Regions from separate parts of the Homo sapiens genome. Here region 2 is linked to region 1. A link is an interaction called in ENCODE POLR2A ChIA-PET data of the cell type or tissue named here. Cell type or tissue: PC-9. All regions are shown on one strand. Links, peaks and the distances in the headings refer to the core of each region. The heading gives the core; the rest is flanking DNA. Region 1 has its middle 15 kb from the start of TSPAN3. Region 2 overlaps PEAK1 (pseudopodium enriched atypical kinase 1).

Region 1 (4,268 bases), core at 269-4,268:
GGTGATGGATATGCTAACTACCCTGATTTGGTCATCACACAATGTGTGCGTGTATGGAAACATCACACTGTACCCCACAAATATGTACAATTACTATGTGTCAATATTTTTAAAAGTCAAGAATTTACTGTGGTGGCCAGATACAAGATTGCTTTCTTGTTTATCAGATTTATTCTGAAAGAAAATCTAATTTTTAAAACCTATTTTGGGCCAGGCACGGTAGCTCACACCTGTAATCCCAGCATTCTGGGAGGCTGAGCCGGGTGGATCACCTGAGGTCAGGAGTTTGAGACCAGCCTGGCCAACATGAAGAAACCCCATCTCTACTAAAAATACAAAAATTAGCCGGGCATGGTGGCATGCACCTGTAATCCCAGCTACTCGAAAGGCTGAGGCAGGAGAATCGCTGGAACTCGGGAGGCAGAGGTTGCAGTGAGCTGAGGTCACACCATTGCACTCCAGCCTAGGCAACAAGAGCAAAACTGTGTCTCCAAAAAACAAAACCAAAAAAAACAAAAAAAACTATTTTCAATGTAAAATAAAACCAGACCCAGAAAGGCCTTAAATGCCCAACTGTTTTGTCTTGGAGGAGCTGAGCAGCCAGAGAAGGTGTGAGAGCAGCGAGGCCAGTGTTAGGAAGCCTGGTTGCAGAAGTGTGCAGGAGGGTGGGACCTCCCAAGGCCAGGCTCATTCCTCCGGGGAGGTGCCTGCTGCTGTCCCCTGTGCAGGGGCCTGGGGCTGGGCATGGCTCAGATCCATGGCAGTGCCAGCTGCAGTGCACTCTGGTAAGAGATGGGGGTGTCTCACCCACTGGAGCCAAAGGAGAGAGCAGGAGGGCCTGGGGTATTGGAAGGGTCTCTTGTGGAGTGTGAATCACTGCAGCCCCTCAGGCCACAGCAGATGCAAGTTTTGTGGTCCCTAACTTTGTACAATTTGGAGGCCTTCCTTAAGGAAAATAATAAAAATCATAAAGACAAAATTAACAGCTGGGCACGGTGGCTCAAACGCCTCTAATCCCAGCACTTTGGGAGGTCGGGCAGGTGGATCATTTGAGGCCAGGAGTTTGAGACCAACCTGGTCAACATGGTGAAACCCTGTCACTACTAAAAATACAAAAATTAGCTGGGCGTGGTGGTGCATGCCTGTAATCCCAGCTACTTGGGAGCCTGAGGCACAAGAATCGTGCTTGAACCCTGGGAGACCGAGGTTGCAGTGAGCTGAGATCACATCACTGCACTCCAGCCTGGGCGACAGAGTGAGATCCTGTCTAAAAAAATAAAAAAAATAATAAAAAAAGACACTATTAGGTACAGACATGAATAGTTACTTGAAATGAGAAAATAAAACAACCTACAAATCAGAAAAGTTGACACTACAAATATTATAAAATCCCCCCAATAGCAGTATATTTTTTATTCAGTGCTTAATAAACATTTATAATATCTTTTTTCCCTTCATTTTTGCTACATATCTTTTGGCTGCTTTTTCATATGACAGTACTTTCGTGCTGCCATTTTCTATTAAGAGAATGGAAAGATAATTCACTGCTTGCCGTGGTATGGTTGACTAATTTGTTATTTTATTAGTGATAGTTTACAAAAATCTATTTTGGCTTCATGACTTACTGGTAAAGTCGTGTACATTTTTAGGATTGTTGTCAAGTTGAGGGAAACCTTTATCAAATTTCTTTTATAAATGAGCTGTAAGATTTCAGGGTTTTCAAGTTTTCTTGTGTTGCGGACCAATCTTAAATACTCTGAATTGATGGTGCTCGTTAAGGAGAGCAATTCAGATGCATTCTTAAATTGCTACTACATTGCTTTGAGCTACATAATTGTGTAATAAAATTACTCTTATGTCACATACACTGTACTTATTGATGAGCACATGTAGGAGTTTTGTCACAGGAACACTTGTTTCTTCAGGCTGTCTTGCTGTGTTGGTGGCAATTTCATGTGCCATTTCATCCGGAACTGCCAGACCTTATCAGGACAAGATCCATCAGTTGCACCAAGATGTGATTCCATATACTGGAGTGCATAAAACATCTATCTTCACACACAAAAGTACTTGTTGCTTGTAGAACTGCTGTAACACTCAAGCACTCACTATAAGCAGTGATTTTTTTTTTCTTCTTTTCTTTTTTTTTTTTTTTTGAGACAGGCACTCTCTCTGTTGTCCAGACTGGAGTGCAGTGGTGCTATCATGGCTCACCACAGCCTTGACGGTCAGGCTCAAGCGATCCTCCTACCTCAGCTTCCCACATAGCTGGGACCACAGGCATGCACCACCACACCTGGCTAATTTTTGTATTTTTTGTAGAGAGAGGGTTTCACCATGTTGCCCAAGCTGGTCTCAAACTCCTGGGCTCAAGTGATCCTCCCACCTTGGCCTCCCAAAGTGCTGGGATTACAGGCATGAGCCACTGTGCCTGGCCTAACAATGGAATTCTGATCAATTTTATTTTGCATGAATCTCATTAAAGAGAAACTAATGTGTGGCACATGTGTCATGGTGTATGCTACATTATTGCATATATTCTTGACAAGAGAGAACTTTCATTTTGACTGGGCATGAGAAATGAGTCCCATGTTCTGATAGTGTAAGAATTTTCTACAGACTAACTTCTGGATTTGTACATTTCAAACTTTGTTTCTCTTCCACAAACTGCCAGTGGTGGGAGCTGACATTCATATTTCAATGTGGCATCTGGCCCTGCACCATCATGTCACAATGACGGGTGAGTCAGCATGGTGAGTATTGGTGGACAGGAGGAGTATTCCTGGAAACCATTCCTAAACCAGAATGGCTAGTAATAACTTTACACTGTAAGCCACGTAAATAGATCCCACTAAGCCAAACAAATATGTCTTTAACTCAACTTCCCTTTAGCCAGATCCCCAAAATGCCATGGCCATTCCAAACCATCCAACATGTGTGGAAATATGACACAGAAGTTGGAGTGGAAGAGACCGTGATCTTCAATGATTGTAGTCAAAACGTTTTACTCCTATAGGTTTTACAGAAACGTTAGGACCATGTAAATACATTGCTAGTACCCCTCCCAGGGCTTTGGAGGGGGATGTCATTGAGCTTAATTAACATCACACTTTATCCTCCTTTGGCTTGGGCTGCCAGAGTGGGAACTGGGGAACCAGGGAACAGTCGCATTCATCATTCCTGTCACCACAAACTCTCCACAGTTCACACAACAACCCTCACACTCACCTTCTTATTTTCTTGCTACAACCCTGTCAGGCAGGCCTTGTCATTCCCACTTCACGGAGAAAAAGTGCAGGCCCAGAGAGGAAGAACCCTAGGCCAGGGTCACACAGTTGGCAAATGACAGAGCCCAGCTCTCTGGTGTCCCAGTCCGGCGCTCAATCCCTCCACCAGGGTCCTACTGCCTCATCTGAGCCCATAGTCATCCTGACAGGGGGCAGGGAAGGAGTCACATCCCCATTTCATAGAGGTGATGGCCTTTGTGTTCACCCATCTGCACCCACAGGACAGTCGACAGGACGTTTGGTGCACAGGAGTTTATTTAACTCTCATGGCAGTGTGCAGGGAGTGTTATCCCCATGCTCTGGTGGAGGAAACAGAGGCTCATGGAGGTCACGTGGTCTGATTAGGAGTCGAGGAAGAGGCACCTGAAGTCAGGTCTCCGGACTCCTAATTCAATGCTTTTTTGCTGAACTTTGCTTCTCCCGCTTTAGAGATGGACGGGACCTCGGAGTATCATCCAGCCCAATCCCCTTTCCACAAATGAGAAACCGAGGCCAAGAGGAGAAGCCAGGTCATACAGCAAGTTGGGACGGATGCCTTACTCAGCCGTCTGGTTTGCCTCTCTCCTTCAGGCACCCGAGAACCTTCCATCTGCTCCCTCGTGTCTAGGGGTCCCCATTGCAGGCTGGACTTTTACCCCGACCTTTGAGTGACCCATCCAGCAACAGCCTGGACCAAGCAATCCTATGATTGTCTTCCTGAGTAGACTCCTCTACTTCCAGAGTAGACTCCTCTACTCTGAAACTGTCTCCACCCACAACCCAGGAAGAGGGAGACGGGTGCCAAGCAGCCCTGAGAGCCCAGAGTAACCACGTCCCCATGGCCACAGCTGATTGGGTCACACCTGATCCGGGAGAGCCAATCCAGTCTGAGCAAAGCCGACTGGGTAGGTGGCAAGCCTGAGTGATCGGAGAGAAGCCGGGACGGATGCAAATGCAGAGCCCGCTGGCAGAGGCGCAGAGGCACCGACCGACCGACCAACC
Region 2 (4,537 bases), core at 231-4,230, 110 kb before region 1:
AAAAAAGACACAAAGGCTTATCAATTTATACAGTAAAACTAAGGGTTGATATATGTCTTAAAGTTGGAAAGACATGGAGTGGTAGAACCCCTTTTTACTAATCTGTTCCCTGAAATCAATAACATTAGTCTTGAGTTGCTTGAACTCAACTTGATGCATTTAGTGTATGACATGTAAATCTGAGGAGAAATGCTAAAACATTTGGTAGCATCTACATAGTTGATAAAGAGCTCACATCACAGTATATGAAGAAATTTTTTAAATAATATATTTTACTCCAGAGGTAAGTTATGGTAAAGTATGAGTCTATATGTATATGTACTACCTAAAATTAGTTAGAAGGAAAAATATAGAAAGAAAGAAGAAATTTAACCATTTCCCTACCAAGCAGAATGACATGAAGCACGTTTGACCCTAATGGAAGATCTTTCAAACATGAAACAATCACCTGCTAACATTAAAGTTTCTATTGAATATGCCCTTTATTCAGTTTATCTCCTCCTCTAATTTTGTTGTCAGTAGTTCTGAAATGAGTAGATTTTCAAAATAAATAAACAAAAGCCTTTTAGATATTGAATATGGTTTTCAAATTGAGGGGACTTTTAAACTGTAAAATGTGAATCTACTATGCTATATTCACAGTTTGATAAAACTTGGTGGTTTTCAGTAGAGTGCTTCTTAAACTTTAATATGTTTATAAAGTACCTGGGCATCTTGTAAAAATGTAGATTATGATTCAGTAGGTCTGGGGCTACAGACCATACATTGAGTAGTGAATTTTAGAATGTACAGTTGACCCTTGAACAATGTAGAGGTTGGGATGCTGACCCCACACACAGTCAAAAATCTGCATATAACTTTTGACTCCTCAAAAACCTGACCACTGTTGACCATAAGCCTTATCAATAATATAAACAGTTGATTAACACTTATTTTGTATTCTATATGTACGATATACTATATTCTTACAATAAAGTAAGCTGGAGAAAAAATGCTATTAAGAAAATCATAAGGAAGAGAATATATTTACTATTGACTAAGTGAAAGTGGATCATCATAAAGGCCTTCATCTTGTCTTCACGTTGAGTAGTCCGAGGAGGAGGAAGAAGAAGGGTTGGTTTTGCTATCTCAAGGGTGACAGAGGCAGAAGAGACTGAACAGGTGGAAATAGGCAGGAAAGATAGGCCCACTTGATGTAACTTTATGGAAATATATTGTAATTTGTCTGAATTTTTTTGCTATTTTATTTCTCTAAAAATGTTTCCATACAGTACCAATCTTTCTTCCATTGTTTGCTTTAGTTTAGTGCCTGTATCATAGAGAAGGGTCCATGTTGTAAAAGAAGTCAATAGCAGTCTTGAATCGTCAGAATCCTTCTACTGGATTGTCTAACCTCAATCTGTTTTCTGGCACTGCTTCTTCTACATCTTCATCTTCATTGTCTGGCGCTGGTTTGGAAGCAGTCATCTCCATCAAGTCATCTTCCGTAAATTCTTCTGATGTGAGGTATATTAGCTCTTCAGTGTCTCCAAGAGCCATATCTCGACACCTTTTACACACACACACCCTACACTATTTTTGCCATATCCGCAGTCTCTGTCATGATTTCTTTGATTAACTCTGTCATAAATCCCTTGAAGTCATGTACAACATGTGGACACAGAGTTTTCCAGAGGAATTTATTGTTTGGGGCTTGATGGCTTTCACAACTTTTTCTGTAACAACAATGTCATCTTCAACAGTTTAATCCTTCCAGGCTTTCATGGTGTTCTCTCTATCAGAGCTCTCTTTCACAATGTTGGCAGTCCTTTCCACATGGAACTTTGTATAAGCCTTAAAGGTCCTATGGCCCCCGATCTAGAGGCTGAATTAGAGACATTGTGTTTGATGGCAAGTAGACCACTTCGATATCTACAGTGTTGAACTCATGGTATTCTGGGTGGCCAGGGACATTGCCTAATACCAAATGAACTTTAAAAGGCAGTCTCTTACTGGCAAAGTACTTTCTGACTTCAGGAACAAAGCATTGATGGAACCAATCTGGAAAAAGGGTTCTCATTCAGACCTTCTTGCTGTATAAACAAGAGTGGCAGCTGGGGCTTATCATTTCTCTTCAAGACTTGGGGATTACTAGCTTTATAGATAGGGATAGTCCCAATCATAAATCTGACCACATTTGTGCAAAACAGTCGAGTTAGCCTATCCCTTCCTGCCTTAAATCCTGGTGCTTACTTCTCTTCCATACAAATAGATGAAATAAATGTCCTTGGTGGCTTTTTCCCCCCACAAAATAGGGCACTTCATTTGCACTAAAAGCCTGCTCAGGCAGATATCCTTCCTCAATGATTTTCTTAATAGCATCTAGGAATTTATCTGCTGCCTCTTGGTTGGCAGAAGCTGCTTCTCCTGTTATCTTGACATTTTTTAAGCCAAATCTTTTTCTAGAATTATCAAACCATCCTTTGCTGACATTAAATTCTCTAGCTCCTTCACTTTCCCTTTGCTTTAAGTTGTCATATAATGACCTCACTTTTTCTTGAATAATATTACAGTCTCTAAGTATACCTTTCTTATAGCAATCCTGCACCCATACAAATGCTGTTTTCAATATGATACAAAAAGGTATTTCTCAAAAAATGCAAGATTTTCATGCCTGCTAGCCTTGCTGCATTGATGGCTCATGAACTTCATTTTCTGTTTTTTATACTGGTCCTTAGGCTAGATTCATTTATCTTGCAATGGTGGGCAGTTAAAGCTACAGACCTCAAACTACAGTACATAACAAGCAATTCAGCTTTTTCTTAAAGTGTCATAACTTTTCTCTGCTTCTTGGGAGCACCTCCAGCATCACTGGTGGCATTTCATATGGGTCCTATGTGTTATTTAAGGTTTACAGCATTGCACTAAAAATAAACATGATATGATAAATACACAAGAACCTCAAGAAATCACTTTTTACTATAATACACAATTTATTGGAGAGATGAACTGTTCATGTGGAGATGATTAGCATCGCATGGCCTTTTAAGCAGATAGAATACTTGAGTGTACCTCAGTAGCAACAGAAGGTGGCTACAAAATTATTACAGTAGTATAGTATGTATTATAATATGTGGTTATTCATATACTTATGCAGTTATTTAATACTACATCTTTACATTTGTTTACATTTCTCTCATTTAAGTTTTGATAAATTTTAACTTTTTATAATAGATTTGTATATACTCTATGATAGTAAATGATAAAATATACTATCCATATATTTTATGTATTCATGACATACCTATCTTTTTCATAATTTTTTTAATATTTCTAGGTTACATGGTTTGTCTGCGAGTTTTATCAAATTGTCACAAATCACCATAAAATTTTCCAATATATTTATTGAAAAAATCCATATGTAAGTTGAACTGCGCAGTTCAAACCCATGTTGTTCAAGGGTCAACTGTAGTCTGAAAATTGTCGTGGTCTACTTAGATTATTATAAATCATTGCTTTCCTTTCAGTTAGTCAGAGTTCTTAGTTCCCTAACATGGTTTCTTTTAAATGTTTGGGCTAGGAATTACACTTGGTTTTGATGTCTTGTTTTCCTGGGTTTTGTCTTATCTCAGAACACAAGACTCTTATAAAAACCTACTTCTCTGCTAGATGCTGTATCAAAATATTATTAAGGTAGAAAAAAGGTAAAGGTAGAACCAAAAATTTAAAAATAACAGAAATCTATCAAAAATTATTAGACCAAAGTAACAGAAACTTTCAAAAGATTATTTAATCATTGCATAGAAACCTCTTGATGAATATGTTCTTGCTATTTTGGACTTTCAATTATGTCCAAATTAATTAAATTCTGTTTGGATAATATATAAATTTCACCTCTTGTTTTTAGGCAAGATCCCAAGGAAAGTAATAAAATGGCCTTTGTCATGAAGGAGGCTTTTCTGGTAACTACAAATTTTGTTGTTTCTGTCATTGGCTATCCTTCCCTAAGCATTCTTTTGGGTGATATTCTCATTTTAAGCAATATCTATTGCCATGTATCAGAAACAAGCACAAATGTCTCAAAATTCTGTCTTCCAAGCTGTTTTAGTCTGGGTGTGGTGGCTCATGCCTGTAATCCCGGCACTATGGGAGGCCAAGGCAGGTGGATCACTTGAGCCCAGGAGTTTGAGACCAGCCTGGGAAATGTGACAAAACCCTGTATCTTAAAAAAAAAAAAAAAAATTAGCCAGGCATAGTGGCAGACACCTGTAGTCCCAGCTACTCAGGAGGCTGAGGTGAGAGGATCACCTGACCCTGGGGAGGTCGAGGCTGCAGTGAGCCATGATCGCACCATTGCACTCCAGCCTGAGTGACAGAGTGAGACCCTGTCTGTAAATTAGTTAATTAATTAATTAATTAAGCTGTCTTAGAAGGTTAAAGTATATTGTTTTTAATTTTTAAAGTATACCAAAAAATCACATTTTCTATTATAACCTCTCAGTTTCTCTGAAAGTAATCATATTTAGGCTGTTATTCAGTGATGTTTCCTTCCAAGTTG

What was found. Peaks named below come from ENCODE experiments on the same cell type or tissue, not always from the same donor. Only the 100,000 strongest peaks of a DNase experiment are listed, where the experiment ranks them.
Region 2: POLR2A ChIA-PET joins it to region 1 with 5 read pairs; 3 of 35 experiments call an interaction of 5 or more read pairs at or near these places.

What each region holds. Positions count from the first base shown.
Region 1 is chr15:77,083,882-77,088,149 of GRCh38, reverse strand. No RefSeq gene overlaps it. Among named protein-coding and RNA genes, the nearest start is that of TSPAN3, 15 kb to the right of the region's middle. RefSeq lists enhancers at 3,972-4,021, 3,673-4,173. In PC-9, for the core only: no CTCF peak of the experiment used is centred there; a DNase peak (open chromatin) is centred at 2,759.
Region 2 is chr15:77,196,702-77,201,238 of GRCh38, reverse strand. All of the region lies in intron 6 of PEAK1 (pseudopodium enriched atypical kinase 1), which reads left to right. Among named protein-coding and RNA genes, the nearest start is that of LINC00597, 26 kb to the left of the region's middle. In PC-9, for the core only: no CTCF peak of the experiment used is centred there; no DNase peak of the experiment used is centred there.